Linked DNA regions of Mus musculus: region 2 is linked to region 1. Evidence: chromatin loops called from intact Hi-C (ENCODE). Cell type or tissue: heart. All regions are shown on one strand.

Region 1 (5,000 bases):
ACATCTTTACAACAAGAGACCACACCTGCCCCAGACAACAGGAAGCCCCACAGGACAGCTGACCCATGATAGTCACTAAGAACCGTGGGAGCTGAGGCTACCCCCTTCCCCACCCCCCCACCCCCCCACCCCCCCACCCCCCACCCCCCACCCCCAGCATAGAAGCAGTCATCTCTTGGATGGATCTGGAGTCATGGAAAGTTTTTTACCTGCTTCCCCAGGGTGGCGCTGCTTGGCTCTGGGTTGGATGTATTGGGGCAGGTGGCTGAGCCTCACTTGTTTGGACTTTGGGGAGCAGAGACTAACAATGAACTGGTAACAACCAACCGCACAGTGCAAATGCAGCACACTGCCTAACATAAGACAGAGGGAACCACAACACATGGCTTGCGGAGCTGGGCGAGCACACACTGCTATTCCTTCATGAGAGGATAAACTGGGGTCCAAGAGAGTCTAAGCGGGCTCAACCCCCAGCACCACATGAACTGGGCATAAAGTAATTATGGCAGCACAGGTCTATATTCCCAGCACTGGAAAATAGAGGCAGGAGGAGCAGAAGTTATAGGCTGCTATCCTCGGCTACAATCAAGTTCAAGGCCAGCCTGGGATACATGATTAATCCTTGACACAGCAACAAATGGAATCCTAAGAAATACACAAGGCAGAGAGGAGGGAGGGACAGAGCAGGTGGGATAAACAGCAAGGACAAGGCAAGATGTCGGACATGAGCCCCACCCCAGAGACAGCCCATTAAACAGGAACAGTCAAAACCCTCCAGCTGAAAACCAGAGATCAGGAGCTGGGGAAGTGGCTCTTCAAGCTCGAGGACCAGGGTTCAGATCCCAGGTAGGGCATGATGGCCTGCCCAGAGATCCTGGAGCAAACCGCTAGGAGAGAATGTGGCATTGACCCTATGCACAGCTGTGCTCCAAGCTCCCTGAAAATGGAAGCTTTGCTCGGCTGAGCAACCCCAGGGCATTGGACAGCTGCTACCATGCTCCTAGAGAGGCTCTGTAATGTCCCTGGATTGACATCCCTATGTAAGTGTGCATATGTGCACGTGTTTCATTGCCCAGGGCTCAATACGAATGATATATGGGGATTTAGGTGGCAGTTGGAACAACTGAAGAAAATGGTTGTGATACCAAAGCAGTGAGGTCTGTGTGCATGCACACGTGTGTGTTTATGTATGCACATGCGTGCACACACATATGTTCACATGTGTGTTCACAGGTGTATGTTCATGTGTGTGTGTGAATGTGTGCACACATGTATGTTCGTATGTGTGTTCACAGGTGTATGCTCATGTATGTGTGTGTGAATGTGTGTACACGTGTGTTTATGTATGCACATGAGTGCACACCTGTATGTTCCCATGTGTGTTCATGGGTGTGTATGTGAATGTGTATGGCACTCAGAAGACAACCTTGGCTGTCATTCCTTGGGTGCTGTCACCTTGTTTGTTGCCCTGAAACCCAATGAGCAGGCTAGCTGGCTGGCCTGTCCCCAGGAGCCTCCCTGTCCCCATCTCCCCAGCCCTGGGAGTACAAGCAGGGGCCACCATATCTGGCTTGTATGTGTATTCTTCAGATTGAACTCAGGTCCCATGCTTGTCGGGCAACTGTTTTGCCATCTCCACAAGGCCAAGAAGTTTTCCTGAAGTGTAGAAGCAGCTAAGCTGCTGAGCTGTGGAGCTTCTGAGCCACACACACACACGAACACACATGGAAACATACATGTGTGCACACATATGCATACATAAACACATGTGTGCACACAGAGCCTGCTGAGTTAAAGCTCTGGCCAGCAACGTGCTTTAACAATGGTGACACCAGAGGGCAGGGAGTAGCTGAAGGTACTTGCCACCAAGCCTAATGACCTGGCTTTGACCCCCTAGAGAATTGACTCCCGTAGTTGTTCTCGGATGTCCACACATGTGCTATGGCACACTTGTGCCCCCCCCCAACATACAAATAAGTAAACATAAAAATAGCGTTTGAAATTTAGATGCTGGGGAGGTGGACAGTTTAGGGATTAAGAACACTTGCTGCTCTTACAGAGGACCCGAATTTGGTTCCTAGCACCCAAAAGGTAGCTTACAGCCAGTTCTATGGGATCTGATGTCCTTATCTGGTTTCCACAAGAAATAGGTTCACACCTGGTACACAGACATACATTCAGGCAAAGTACTCATACACATAAAATATATAAATCCTTTTAAAATTAATTAATCTTAAAAAAATATCAGTGATACCCCTTCCACCTGCACAAGTAGGAGCAGGCGCCCTGGCCACTGGGTCTACTGAGCAGTCAGGGAGGCCGGCCCAGTGCAAAGGAGGAGTTCCAGCTGTAATTTCTTCTTCCTCCCAGTTTCTCTGCGTTAATTACCTCCGGTGTGGCTTCTGACTTCTGCAGAGGAGCTGGGCTTTCCCCAGAATCCCCGAGAGAGGTGGGCCTGGTCTCTTGTTGCAGGAGGCACCTGATAAAATCCAGCAGTGGGGCCTCATTGTCCCGTTGTCCCGTTTGCCGATCTGGCAGGTGCAGAATCGCCCGGGGTGAGGCGACCTCCCAACAGCCAGCTTTGCCCATCTCCCACCCAAAACCCGGGGCGCGGCACGTGGCATCAGTCGCTTGGCACGGCCCACCTCTCTTGTTTGCCAGTTCCCTCCACCACCTCCCTTCTTCCTAATTAACTCCACGGCAGCAAGTCTGTGTTCCTCTGCCCGGGCAACGAGCCAGCATCCTGGCATGCGCCTGCCTGCGGGCTGGAGATGAGCGCCCCACACACAGCCTGGAGCCACCCCCAAACTTCAGCAGCAAGGACCCTCTCCAACCTCAGGTCTGGGTGGCAGGGGTGCCCCTGGCTGGCTGGGTGACAAGACAGGCCCGAGGCACTAGATTTTGTGTGTTAGTTAGGAAGCACTGAGAAATTGCTGTTTGGGTTCTGGCTCCTCCTCCTGCGAGGAAGGTGCTGGGGATTCTTCGATCATGGGCAGATCTGGCAGTGAGCCCAAGAGGAAGTGCTGGGGGGGGGGGCGGGGGGAGGTGCTGAGGGGGAGGAGTAGCTGAGGGGGAGGAGTAGCTGAGGGGGAGGAGCTGCGGAGGAGGAGGAGCTGGCGAGGTGGAAGAGCTGAGGAGAAGGGGAAGAAGGATTCGGATTCTCTTAGGCCTTGTACGAACTGTGATAGGCACCCACAGAGACTAAAGCTAGGAGCTAGGAGCGGGGAGAGCACCCGATGATCGTCCCCAGTCCTCTCCAGTCCTCCCACCTGCTCAGCCTCGGGTTGCCTCTCTATGCACTGAAGAAAGGCAGGCAGCTCTTCCCTGGACGCCCAAGCTGACATTGTAACCCTGAGATCTGGATAGCAGCCTGGGAATCTGCATGGCTCCCACCGCCTGGAACCTCTCAGCCAGCCAGTGGTCAGGTCACCAGACGGAGTCCCTTTCCACTTCCACCTCGGGGTATACATAGGTCAAAAGGCCCAGAGACAAGAGAGGGACAGATGTAGACAGCCATTTAGAATATAAAAGAAAATTAACAGGGTGTCCCAAGTCACCATGCATCTCTCAGTCAGGCAAAGGAGCTGTGAGGCAGAGGAAGACTCCTGGAGCCCCTCTTCTTTATTCCCCAGCCCGGAGAGAAGAGGGGGGGGGGCTCTAGTCGCACCTGGTCACCCCACCCCTCTCCTCTCCTGTCAGTCAGCATATCCATAGGGGAACTTAGCGCAAAGAAGGCCTTCTGATGTTTGTTTTTAAAAAAAGGAGGGAGGGATGGGAGGACGGAAGGGAGACTGACAGACGGACAGAGGACTGGAACGGGGAGGGAAGAGGGAAAGAGATGAGAAGGAAGGAGAAGGGGAGGGGGTGGGAGGAGAATAAGACAGAAAGGGTGAAGGAGGAGAAAGAGAAGCAGGAATAGAGGAATTAGGAAGGGAAGAAAGAGGCAAAAGAGAAGAGAAAGAAGAAAGATTAGAGGGAGGGAGGGAAGCTGGAAGGAATCATTTTATTTTATTTTATTTTATTTTATTTTATTTTATTTTATTTTATTTTATTTTTTTAGACACTCAGAAGGAACAGTAAAAACCCTGAGCTGAAAGCTTGTCCCATCTCTCCGGTAGCTCCTGTCAACCTCCCTCCAGGCTTCTCGCTCCAGTACAGTGAGGGCAGGCCCTGGCGCAGGTACATGAGCTCCAAGCTCTGCCATGCTGGGATCTGCCTCCCAGACGCCAGCGTCATCCCGTGCACTGCAGCTCAGCCTCCTTCCCGGCTTCCCACAGAAGAGGAGCTGGCTGGCTGAGCATCCAGCACTGCCTCGTGCAGGCAAGACTCATCCGTAATGACAGGAAAGGATGTCTGCCCATGCTGGAAGCCACCTGGGACCCCAGAGCTTGCCGCACACTCTGTCATAAAATATCTTGTCACCCCGGCAAGTATCATCTCTGACAAAATATTTCTGGATACAAAAACAAGAGGCCTATTGATTTTTTTTTCACGAGGTCACACCACCTTGTGGGTGGCCCTGTGTAGCTCAGTTGTCATGGATTCTGTCCCTGAATGCCCACTGGGACCAGGGTGGCTGCTGACCCAGCGAGCCCCCATCCTAGTGATGGTTGCTCTGGAGCTAGCACCAGCATGGATATCCTTGTTTCTTTTGTGTTGCTGTGATAAAATACCCTAAATAAAAGCTTCTTGGTGGTAGGGGAGGGTGGGGGGGGGGGAGGAAGTGCTTATTTTAGCACTTAATTCCAGGTTTCGATGCACCACTCTGGGGAAGTCACAGTAGAGGCACTTTAAGACAGATGGTCTCCGGTTGCATCCACAGGCAAGAGCAGAGGAAAACAAATGCGCGATTGATTATGCTTAGACTCCTCTCTGCTCTTACACAGTCAAGGACCCACTGCCTAGGGAATGGGGTCATCCACAGTGGGCTGTGTCCTCCCACACCAATTAAGACAGTCTCCCAGAGACAATCACAGGCCCATCTGATCTAGACCATCCCT
Region 2 (5,000 bases), 110 kb after region 1:
CCATCTGGCCAAGCACTGGTGGGGCACACCTTTAATCCCAGCGCTTGGGAGGCAGAGACAGGTGGATTTCTGAGTTCGAGGTCAGCCTGGTCTACAGAGTGAGTTCCAGGACAGCCAAGGCTACACAGAGAAACCCTGTCTCGAAAAAACAAGAACGATCCATCTGACAGGTTTGGGCTTCCTGTGTATGGTCGTGGGACTATTTCCAAGCTTTGAAGGTTCTTTGTTACCGACCCTATCCACGGCTCTGCTCTTTCCGGTTCTGGCTAGCATTCCACCATAGGGCTAAGTGGCAACCTTTACAAAGTTACTATTTGGGGCTGGCACACATGTGGAGGTCCGAGAACAACTTCCACTTTTACACAGTTTCCAGGGATGAGCTCAGGTCTCTAGGCTTCCAGGACAAGTGCCTTCACCTGAGGAAGGGCCTCACCTGTCACTGAGGAAGTGTCTTGCCCGTCCCGTGGTAACATTCGAATATTTAATTATGTACAATTATGCTTCAAGCCCTGACTCACGGTGCTGGTCCCTTTATGATCCTGCCGTTTCATCTCAGGTGCAGCTCAGCTCAGAAGAGGTCCTGTGGGGACAGAGAGGTAGCCCAGCAGTTAAGATCACATGTTGCTCTTGCAGAGGGTGAGGGTTCAGCTCCCAGCACCCATGCTAGCTCAAATCCACCTGTAACTCCAGTTCCAGGGGCTCCCACCAATCTTCTGACCCCTGCAGGTTCCTGCACGAACACGGTTTCTATACAAGCACTCAGGTGCACAGAGTCCTCCGTGTGCGCACTTCCTGTCCCACTGTTCAGCAGTCCCCACAGCAGAGGCAAATGAGAGGATTTCTAGTAGCACTCGATTTGAGGTTCGAGGTTGGCTCAGCCTTTCATCCTTCTCTGCTCCTTCTCCCTTGTCTTTTTCAAAATGCTCTTAAAGCAGGGGAAGCTCCCATGAAAGGAGAGAAAACGGGGATCAGAAAGGGTATGCGGGCACCCATCCGTGCACAACGCGAAGCTCCCTTCCAGGAGCTCCCCTTGACTGCCGGCCAGAGAAGCCAAGATCCAAAGCCTCCTGGGGGTGGGGGTGAGAGGCAGGAAATGGCCTCCCTGCACCCTTGCAGAGCAGAGGCACTGGTAAGTTAGGCTGAGGTCTGACCTCCAAGGAAACTTATGACCCATGGGAGACCAAAATGGGCACCACAGACCTCCTAGGTTCGGTGAACACTATCCTTAACCACGGTCTGAAAGAACTGGTCTCAACAGGACTTTTCTCACCTGCCCAAAGGCAAGAAAACCTGTGGAATGAGGGAAGGAGGCCTTGTGTGGGGTGCAGCACCCCGTGTGTGGGAAAGATTCTAGACCTGGTCACCATATAGGCTAAGGCCTTCACTACTCCCCTTTCACTTGGGCGCAGGCAGCAGATACCCACTCCCCCATGGCCAAGCAAGCGTCATTCCAAACATCTCCCTCCTTCACCCCAGACTGACCCTTCTGGCACCTCTCCATACCCACAGAGAAAAGTCAGATCCTGGTGGGGTCTGGGGAGATGGCTGGAGGAGACCTCTCATAGAGGTGAGATGTCCCTGGCTACCCGTCCTGGAAGCAAAGGAGCTGGGCCAGACTGTGGCTGGAATGAATGGGGTGCTTGTGCCTGACTGCCTGGGAACAGAGAATGAGCCCAGCAAGCCTCAGCAAGGCTCAGGGCAAAACTGGGTGGCTCAGTGGTGAGAGCACGGAGCCAGACTGCCCAGGGTTCAAGTCAAATTAAATGTGTTCGCTGTGCTAGCTATGTCACGTGGACTGTGCAATGGGCAAAATATGACACTCCCTCTGAATCTCTGCCCTAGTCACCACCCAGAACACACTTGAAACAGTGCCCAGTACACAGTAGGTGGCCAGGAAAGTCTGTGTTCCAAGCTTGGCATTATCTTGCAGCTAGGCCCTGCTATGTCGGGCATGGCAGCTCCTGCCCCAGCTGGCAGGGTATGGTGATGCAGGATAGGTACCTCGTCGCTCAGACAGGAACCTCTGACTCTTGAGGCCTGGCCTCCTGCCTGAGACAGAGGCAGAGCCAAGCAAAAAGCAAAAGCCACAGAGAGGCCCTGGGCTGACGCTTGGTTGGGCCACCCCATACTACTCAACTCCTGGAGGCCATTTATATCTTGTGACTTGCCCGGGCCGTGCGGAAGTCCTGGAAGCTGTCAGGATCCACCTTTGGGAGTATTTGCTCGCTTAAAGACCCAGAGGACAGCGCCAAAAGGAGAGAGGTTGAGGCCCAGGAGACTGGGTGCCAGGTCAGCCTGGGAGGTACAGGCTGCCCCAGGGTAGCCTCTTAGATCCTGTCCACAGAGCCCTTAACATGGTCTCCTCTCAGCCTCACCCTTTAGTTGCAACCAGCTCCAGGAAAGATGTGAAGCAGTCCAGCACTGGGGAGACAAACAGCAGGACACAGGCTGGGAGTCTTCCAATAAAGAAAGGGGATGTTGGAGGAACAGAAGAGAGAAGAGTGACGGGAGGGCACAAGCCACTGTGTGCACGTCCCACTACACAGGTGTTTGTGGGTGCACACTTACGAGGTGTGCTTGAGATGTGTGAGTGTGCACGCGCAGGTAGGTGCACAGGGTGTGTGGTGTGCAAAGGTACTGGGGTGAGGTGTAAGTGTGCAAACGGAGATATTCAAGTGTATGCACAGATGTATGCTCATGTGTGCAAATGTACATGTGTGGCAAACCAGAGGAGAGAGGGAGAAGAGAGAAGGGCAGAAGCCCCACCCCCACAAGCAGTTAGTCACCCAGCAACCAGTGCGGTCTGCTCTTCACAGGGACTCTGTGGGATCCACACACAGCCCCCAGGAGCCCACTGTGCATCACCATCCTTGGGGGTCAAGAGCCCTTCCACAGGAGAGTCCCTGAGACAGGCAGCTAGCTAGCCAATCCTGGCAGATCCACACACTCTACTAAGTTTAGGTGCAAGGTTGGGAGGAGGAGGAATCTCAGCAGGAGGGGCTATCCGCCTAGGTCAAGCCTGGAGTCCCACTCCCTGCTCTGTCCAGGGCAGCTACCTGGATCTCAACTTCCTTATCTGTAATGTTGGAGGTGAGGATGCTCAATTTAGTGTCACGTGACAATCACATTTGTCCTATTGCCCAGGCCTAGCCTGGGGCAGCTTTCCCCCTTCTTTCTACTCCGGATCCAAGACAAGCCAACCCTCACTCCCCTGCCCATCTCTGTGAAAATCTCCTGACACTGCAGACTCCCAACAAATAAACCCGCTCTCTCCTTTCCATCCCTGTCCTTCTCCCCACCTGGAGAACCTGGATCCTTCGATCCCACTCTTCTCTGATGGATTGTTCATCCTTTAGGAACACCCCCAGAGACATATTCTATCTTCCCCCAAGCCTGGAATTCAGAAGGAGGCACCTCTCTTGTGACTTACACAGGGCCCCGATATTTACCATTTCACTCTTCATTCTTGGCAGACTGGACGACCTGGCAATCCGCTAGCTTCCTTCCCTAGACTGTATTCCCTTGAGGGCAAGATCCTTTTATGCCCTGTGTCCAACCCAGGATATATATCCAGGAAATACATGAGAAAAGAACAAACCTTTCCAGCAAAGAACAAAACTCCACAGCAGGACTAGGGATGGACTAAGATGAAGGCTGCGGAGGAGGGGGCCTTCCCACATCCACACCTCTCACCCCCAACTCCCCCCACACACACACACCTTGTACTCTTTTCCCCTACAGACCCTGCTTTTACTCCGAGGCATCTGGAGGCTGGAGGCTCTGCCATCATCCGATGCTGGCTGGCTCATCAGCTGTTGCCATGGAGACCAGCCAGCAATCAGATCCATGCCCTCCTGCTGCTGGGCACAGTGGAGGTAAAGCCACAGAGAACCTTGACAAATGAGGGAAAGCTCATAGCTCCACACCCAGAGAAGCCTAGCACTGCTTACCTCCTCTTTCCTGCGGGAGGTGACCTCTGGAAGTCATTTCACCCCCCAAGGTCACTTCACTGGAATGCGGATGGGGCTGTCAACCCCTGCTGTTATATAGAGGTGAAATAAGCCCCTGAGGTGTGTGGGCCTGACACCACGTTTTGGCGGGCTATGACTTCTGATTTAGCTTTCTGAGAGGAGGTTGTGAGGGATGCCGTCTCTGACCCTTTATCCAGACCTATCACCCCCAACTCAGGTAGGGCTGCAGGAAGGAAGACAAAAAAATCTATTCATCACAACACTTAGGGATTCTGTGTGACACAGAAACAGAGACCTATAGGTATGCTGGTCACATGACCCCGACAGGCGGCATAATGTTGTTGCCACAATGGCTACCTCCTGCAATGAACTGATATGCTAAGACTTGCAACCCAGCTCCGGAAGATTTAGAATGCCTTTGCTGTTCCCGAACGGCCCCAGAGCCTCACTAGAGAAGGGGGTTGGGAGGGTGTATGGGCACATGGAAGCTCTCGCTTCGGGGATTGCTGGAACAGAAACAAGTCAGGATTCTTCAGCCAGCCCTGGGCAGGAAGGAACTCAGATCTCCAGATCTCGAGCTGGTCAGAGCTTCGGACCTCAGCATCTGAACCCAGGTTCTTATGTTTGCATGGCGAGTATCTGGCTGGTCAGCTCTTTACTCATGGGCACAGGTCTGTGGGGACTGGGCTCTAGGCGCTTGCAGGTCACAGAGCTGCCCCAGCCTGCGTGGACAGGAGAACTTTGTACCTGGATTTGGGGATAGGAGACTGCCAAGCCATCTGGCAAAAATGTGAATTTCTCCACCAGGAGGGATGAGGGTGGGAGGCAGGATTGGAAATAAGATAAGAATCTGTCACGACCTACGGAAGAGAAACTGAAAGGAAAATGCCCGTCTCAGGGTGGAACGACGCGTAAAGCATTCAAAGTGTGCTCTACCCAACCACCTCTGAGCTGCAAGCACAAGGTGACCCTGAACCACGTCTCTCTAATAAAAGGGAGCAGAGGGACCCCTGAGCAGCAAGGCAGGGG

What was found. A loop is a pair of places that touch in the nucleus more often than their neighbours do. Peaks named below come from ENCODE experiments on the same cell type or tissue, not always from the same donor. Only the 100,000 strongest peaks of a DNase experiment are listed, where the experiment ranks them.
Region 2: it touches region 1 in a loop (1.8-fold over the local background); 3 of 42 quality-filtered maps call a loop at or near these places.

What each region holds. Positions count from the first base shown.
Region 1 is chr11:117,480,091-117,485,090 of GRCm38, forward strand. It overlaps Gm34418 (a long non-coding RNA gene), which reads right to left and starts at 2,962. Exons shown (of 2, transcript XR_389180.4): 1 at 2,389-2,962. Gm11733 (predicted gene 11733) reads left to right here and starts at 4,278. Exons shown (of 3, transcript NR_130966.1): 1 at 4,278-4,426. In heart, no CTCF peak of the experiment used is centred here; a DNase peak (open chromatin) is centred at 2,731; H3K4me3 peaks cover 1,174 bases; H3K27ac peaks cover 1,493 bases; H3K27me3 peaks cover 719 bases.
Region 2 is chr11:117,594,444-117,599,443 of GRCm38, forward strand. It overlaps a transcript of Gm35170 not described here. Among named protein-coding and RNA genes, the nearest start is that of 2900041M22Rik, 14 kb to the right of the region's middle. In heart, CTCF peaks have their summits at 1,948 and 4,790; DNase peaks (open chromatin) are centred at 1,520, 2,008, 4,378 and 4,808; H3K4me3 peaks cover 993 bases; H3K27ac peaks cover 354 bases; H3K27me3 peaks cover 4,446 bases.